Linked DNA regions of Homo sapiens: region 2 is linked to region 1. A link is a loop called in an ENCODE intact Hi-C map of the cell type or tissue named here. Cell type or tissue: PC-9. All regions are shown on one strand. Each heading gives the region's core, and the rest is flanking DNA. Links, peaks and the distances in the headings are about the cores only.

The links. Peaks named below come from ENCODE experiments on the same cell type or tissue, not always from the same donor. Only the 100,000 strongest peaks of a DNase experiment are listed, where the experiment ranks them.
Region 2: a loop joins it to region 1, with 9 times the contacts of the local background. A loop is called at or near these places in 4 of 110 quality-filtered maps.

Annotation. Positions count from the first base shown.
Region 1 is chr11:20,127,359-20,130,164 of GRCh38, forward strand. It overlaps LOC107984418 (a long non-coding RNA gene), which reads right to left. Exons shown (of 3, transcript XR_001748477.2): 2 at 1-9. LOC124902643 (a long non-coding RNA gene) reads left to right here. Exons shown (of 3, transcript XR_007062615.1): 2 at 473-727. Among named protein-coding and RNA genes, the nearest start is that of DBX1, 32 kb to the right of the region's middle. In PC-9, for the core only: CTCF peaks have their summits at 1,043 (motif pointing right) and 1,242; a DNase peak (open chromatin) is centred at 1,083.
Region 2 is chr11:21,510,462-21,513,267 of GRCh38, forward strand. All of the region lies in intron 15 of NELL1 (neural EGFL like 1), which reads left to right. Among named protein-coding and RNA genes, the nearest start is that of NELL1-AS1, 250 kb to the left of the region's middle. In PC-9, for the core only: CTCF peaks have their summits at 1,602 (motif pointing left) and 1,830; no DNase peak of the experiment used is centred there.

The sequences.
Region 1 (2,806 bases), core at 29-2,528:
CTTCCAGATCTGGAAGAAAAAATTTTCTGTTGTTTAAAAGCCACCCAGTTTATGGTATTTCTGTTATAGCATCCTTAACAGACCAAGACAGGTGGTGGTGACACAAGTGTTTGCTTTGTTGTAGATCTTTGAGCTATATGTCTTTGTTTTGTGCACCAGAAGGTTTTTAGAAAGTAAACACGACCCCAGGCTGCCCACCTGGCCATCAGTGAAAGCTGCAGTGCAGCTGAGAATGCTGCCCTTGAGCACCGGCTTTGGCCTTCACCCCATCACTAACTCACTGCTTGAATTCTCAGCAGTATGTCGGTTCCTGAATGCATAAATCGAGGACGCTTTGTCCACCTTGACACTAACTGATGTGTGAGCTTGGACAAGTTAATGCCACTCCCCTGTCTTGCAGGATTGAGGAAGGTGATGCATCACGTGTGCCAGATGCCATGAAACACTGACTCCATCTTCTTCATTCTCCTAGCTGTGATTGCTTGCCTCTGCAGTCTCTGCAGGAGTCAGAGGATGGAGCTGCAGAGCCTCTAAGGCCAGAATTAGGCCCAACAGGGGAGGATGCAGACAGGCACATCAAGACCCCATACAAAGGAAAACGTCCTAAGGGCCACAGGAATAGGCTGCTTTAACGGGATACTGAGCGCCCTGTCACCACTGGAGTTCACACAAAGGCTGGAGAACGACCTGACCGAAGCAGCGGACGAATCCTCGCCCTGGGTGACAGGTGGGTCCAGATGTCTCGGAAGCTTTGTTCACCTGGCAGGATTGCCTTGTGCAGGGGAGATAGTGGAAAGGGTGTTGAGGTCTGGAGACCTGAGTTACTTAGCCTACCCTAGCTGCTACTCTCAGAGAAGTCCTATCCACCCTCAGGGACATAGTCTTCCTCTCTAATGAGGGATTGGACTAGTTCAATGGTTCCTTAATGTGGCTTATCACCAGTGACACAGAACCTCCCCTATTGCTGCTGGATCAGAATGTCCCGGGGTGGGGAATCAGGAATACAGTCCTCCCCCAACTCCTATATTCCAGGGCCGCAATTAGGGGCAGCTCCTTCGACCTCACAGTGGCCACAAGAGGGCAGCAAAGCCCAAGCAATGCCATCCTCAGGCAGGCCCTGACTTTACGGGTGGACCTGCAAAGCAGTAAATTCAGCTCTCTCTCAGATTTAGTTAGAGTATTTTTAAAAGGATTGGGCCCTGGTGTGGTGGCTCACACCTGTAATCCCAGCACTTTAGGAGGCCGAGGCCAGTGGATCACCTGAGGTCAGGAGTTTGAGACCGGCACGGCCATCACGGCCAAACCCCATCTCTACTAAAAATATAAAAATTAGCCAGGTGTGGTGGCGCACGCCTATAATCCCAGCTATTCAGGAGACTGAGGCAGAAGAATCACTTGAACCCAGGAGGCAGAGGTTGCAGTGAGCCAAGACTGAGCCACTACACTCCAGCCTAGGCGACAGAGCAAGACTCTGTCTCAAAATAAAATCAAAAGGACCCTCAGAAGGTCGAGCATACTATTTTTCCCTCTACCTCATGCTTGGAGAATGAAGCTACATTCTCTATAAAGGAGATAGGAAAAGGAATTGATGTGTGTCAGGCATCTTCTTAAGCCAAGCAGCCTGCCTTCGTGGAGCATGTGATCTGCATAACAATCGCGTGAGGTTGGTGTCATCCTCTGTCTCATGATTGGTCAAGGGACTTGGGCAAGGTCTTGCTAATCAGAGACAGAGTAAGGATTTGAACCCAGGCCCTGCCAGAAAGCATGGAGTCTTGCTCCTATACCAGCCTGCATCCCTACCAGCCACTGCTGACTATGCATTCACATCCATGACCCCACTGGCATTCTGCCTTGGCCTTGCAGGTGAGGCCCAGAAGGTATAGTGACACTTAGGAAGGGAAACTGTCTCAGAATGGACCCTGAGCTAATGATGCTGCCAGAATAAGAATCCAGGTGCTCTAACTTCCCTTCCCAGGCAACTAGGGGAGCAGTTAGGCCCCAGACTCTAGAGTCAAATCAGGGCTCCACTGTTTGCAAGCTGTGACCCTGGGCAAATGGTGCAGCTCTCTCTGAGCTCAGCTTGCAAATCTGTAAAATAGACATGACAATATTAACCTGCAGGTGATGCTATAAGTGTCCTTCTCAGTGTAGGGGTGGAAAGGTATGATACCTTTCTTCACCCATCATAAGACTCACGAATGACACTCCTATAACAAAAGACAACAAGAGAAAAGCATAACAAATTGACTTAAAGTTTTATGTGACACAGGAGCTTTCAGAATAAAGACCTAAAAACTCAAGAGAAAACTGTCTGTTTTTAGCCTTAGACCCCATGAAGAATGCACAGCCATGTAGAAATGTGATTGGATGATTGGACAGAAAGGGTATGATCTAATGCTAATAGGCGGAGTGGGGAAACCTAGCAAGGCCCGACTTCAGATTCTTCTTGGCCTCTCTGTGTGCCGTTCCTTCCTCCCTGGTATGGGGCAAGGTCCCTTCTGGAATAAGGGTCTTATTATCTGCTATCAGACAAGGTAGGTCAGAGAATTTCTTTATGGCCAGCTCTTACACAGAAAGGCAGGGGAAAGTTAAAGTCGTGTTTCTAGGTTTTATGGCTGGCTTTGGGGAAAAGGAATTCTAGTTTTTATGGCCTGACTTGGAGGAGAAAGGTTAGCAGAAGAAAAAGGAAAAAGGACAGAAAAAGACTTTGTTTATGAAACCCTTTCAGTGTCATTCAGTTCAAAGCACTCAGCATGCCAAGACACCATACTTTGGGATATCGTTTTCTGAACCCTGACATTAGCAG
Region 2 (2,806 bases), core at 137-2,636, 1.4 Mb after region 1:
CTTTCCTCTCTCATGCATTCTCCGGTTGGGCTGAAAAATAAACATTTGTTGAGAGCTGAACCTAGATACAATGTGGGGGAACAAATGGTAATGTCTTTGCTCCTACCCAAATCTTCCAAAATGTTATGATCCAGCCTGGCAGTATATGTTTGCACTGTGATATGAATTCCTGTAGCATGAAAAGGTATACCTGTGACTGAGGTCCCTTTTTTCCCAGATTGAGGTTTTGAACTCTATTAAGAGTTCCTTATCCACCACTGACATCTACTCTATATTTACTGTCCTTTGGACCACTCTGTGCATGATCTTCTTCTATAATATGTGACCCATCCTCTTCCTTAGTGGTCACTCATAGTTATCTCTTTTAGCTAAGACCACCTTGGCTATTCTTTATCTCTCCTTTTTAAAAGAATAACTTTTATATGTATGTTATTTCAATGATTAAAATTGAAGTTGTAGTTTTATTTAAGATAATGGAGACAGATTATCAATGTTAAAATCTCAGCTCCTTCAATTTCCAGCTGTATGATTTTGGTCAGGTTCAAACTTCTCTGAGACTGTCTCCTCATCTGTAAAATAAGGCTAATAATAGTAGCTATTCCATCAGGTTGTTGAGAGGATTAAGTAAGCTAATTCTTGTAAAGCACTTAGAAGAGTGCTTGGCAGAGTGTGTGCTAGGTGTTGTGTTATTGTTGTTAATCACTATTATTACTGAGATGTTATCTCCAATATATTCTAGCAAATATATAATGTAATAATACATTTGTAATAATCTCTCTTTACTTCCTGTAATAATCTCATGTTTACTTCCTCTAACCCATCCTAGTTTCCTACAACTTTCTTATTTGTACTTTTCCTCGAGAAAGAGTTACTATTTGGCTTATTTTATTTGCCTCAGCAAGGGGTAAGTAATGCTCCAGAGAAGCGCCCTCCACTAAGCCTGCCATTCTCACCAACGGCAATCTGGAGTGTTATGGAGACATGATGTTGGATGAGAAAGATAAGGTCCCTGGCCTCCTGGGTTTACAGTGCAGTGAAGGAAGAGAGACAATAAAGATATATGCTGGATCATCTCAAATACTGGTTAATGCTAGGAAGAAAAGGAAGCAAGGTAATGGATTAGGGAGGCTGAAAAGATAAAGCTACTTCAAAAATGGTGGTCAAAGAAAATTTTTTCAGACTGTGGCATTTGAACTGCGAGCTAAATAAAAGAAGGATTATATATTAAGAACACAACACAGGTAGATGCAAAGGCTCATGCAAAGGCTCCAACACAGATGATGGATTTGAGAAGGCCAGAATGTCTGGAGTGTAATGAGCTCAGGGAAGAATGGTATGGGATGAGAAAAAGCATGAGGACAGTCTAGATCTTATAGGGAGTCATAATATTGTTCAAAGCTCCTACTAAAATCTAAACACAATAGAACCCACATATGGACAATACGGGACTAAAATACTGTATTGTGTAAGATGCAAGCTGACATCATAACAAAGAGGACATAATTGGAATGAGCCTGCCTACTTGAGTCAGATCCAGGGCCCAGATCCACCCCATTCTTGCTGCCTATTTGGTGCCACCTGGTGGCGATGGTCCTCAAGCCTCAATGGCATGTTGAGAACACCTCTTGTTCCTGTCTTAGCTGGAACATGGCAGCTGTTCCAGAAATACCCTTGTGAGTTGGTACCTCTTTAGCTGAAATGATCCCAGAAGAGTGAGCTAAGAGAATATTGAGCACATGGGGCCCATTGTCTTTCCTGAAGCAGGCCAGCCTCCTGTTTAATGCTGGCCTTGCCTTTTCTTCTCTTTCTATCTCCCCCAAAGATAAACACCTTATCCCACCTCTGTTAGATAATTAGGACAAGACAGAGTATGAGACTAACTGACACTCAGAAGTCACATTATAATGAAATCATGTTATCAGGGAGTATGTCATCCAAGGATTTTATTGCATATTTTATTATTAGGGAGAATGACAATATAGCTTTGATTTTATACTTACAGTGCTTGATATATAGTGATATTATAATATTTTCTTATATTGTAATTATATATGTGCTTGTCTCCCTCAAGGAAAATGTACTACTGAGAGCCAGGAGAGGGTCTAATTCAACTTTGTGCCCCTAGTAAGAAAGGGGGAAATGAAAACCAACGTGTATATTCACCTACTACAAATAGTAGTAGAATAAGTCTTATTTAATAGTCACAAATAGTCTACAAGGCAAGATCGATTATCTTTATTTCAAAGACAAGGGAGACAAGGATGAAGAATGAAAAGCCACATAGGCAGTAAAGAACAGATCTATAAAATGCCATCCCAAATTGTGTGAAAATAAAAGCTACATGACTAGAAAAAAAAAAAGAAATATGCAACAGATATAAACCAACGAAGCCTGTTGACATTCCACCTAACCGAACCTATTACCGCCAATGCTTGAACATGTTTCCTGGCAGGTAGCTAATGCTCAGCAGATATTTGATGGGTTAAAAATGAAAAATACATTTGACCATTTTGGATTTAAAGAGTGGGGTTAATGGCACCTATTTCCCTAATCAAAGCCAGTAGTCAAGGTGATTGGACATCAAGTTTATTCTTAAGCAGCAAGGCCACAGTCAGCTATGGTTTGGGACCCCAGGCAGCCCTACTGAAGTTGCACAGAAGAGGTACTTGTCAATGCCAATCAGTCTATTCCTGCTGTTCAATTAGGTTCTGATTTGTAATTCACTACCCTCCAGCACCATTTTACTCAGTGAATTGTAGTCAACACCACAGGAAAAATTAATGCCTGTGAAATAATACCTGAGTAA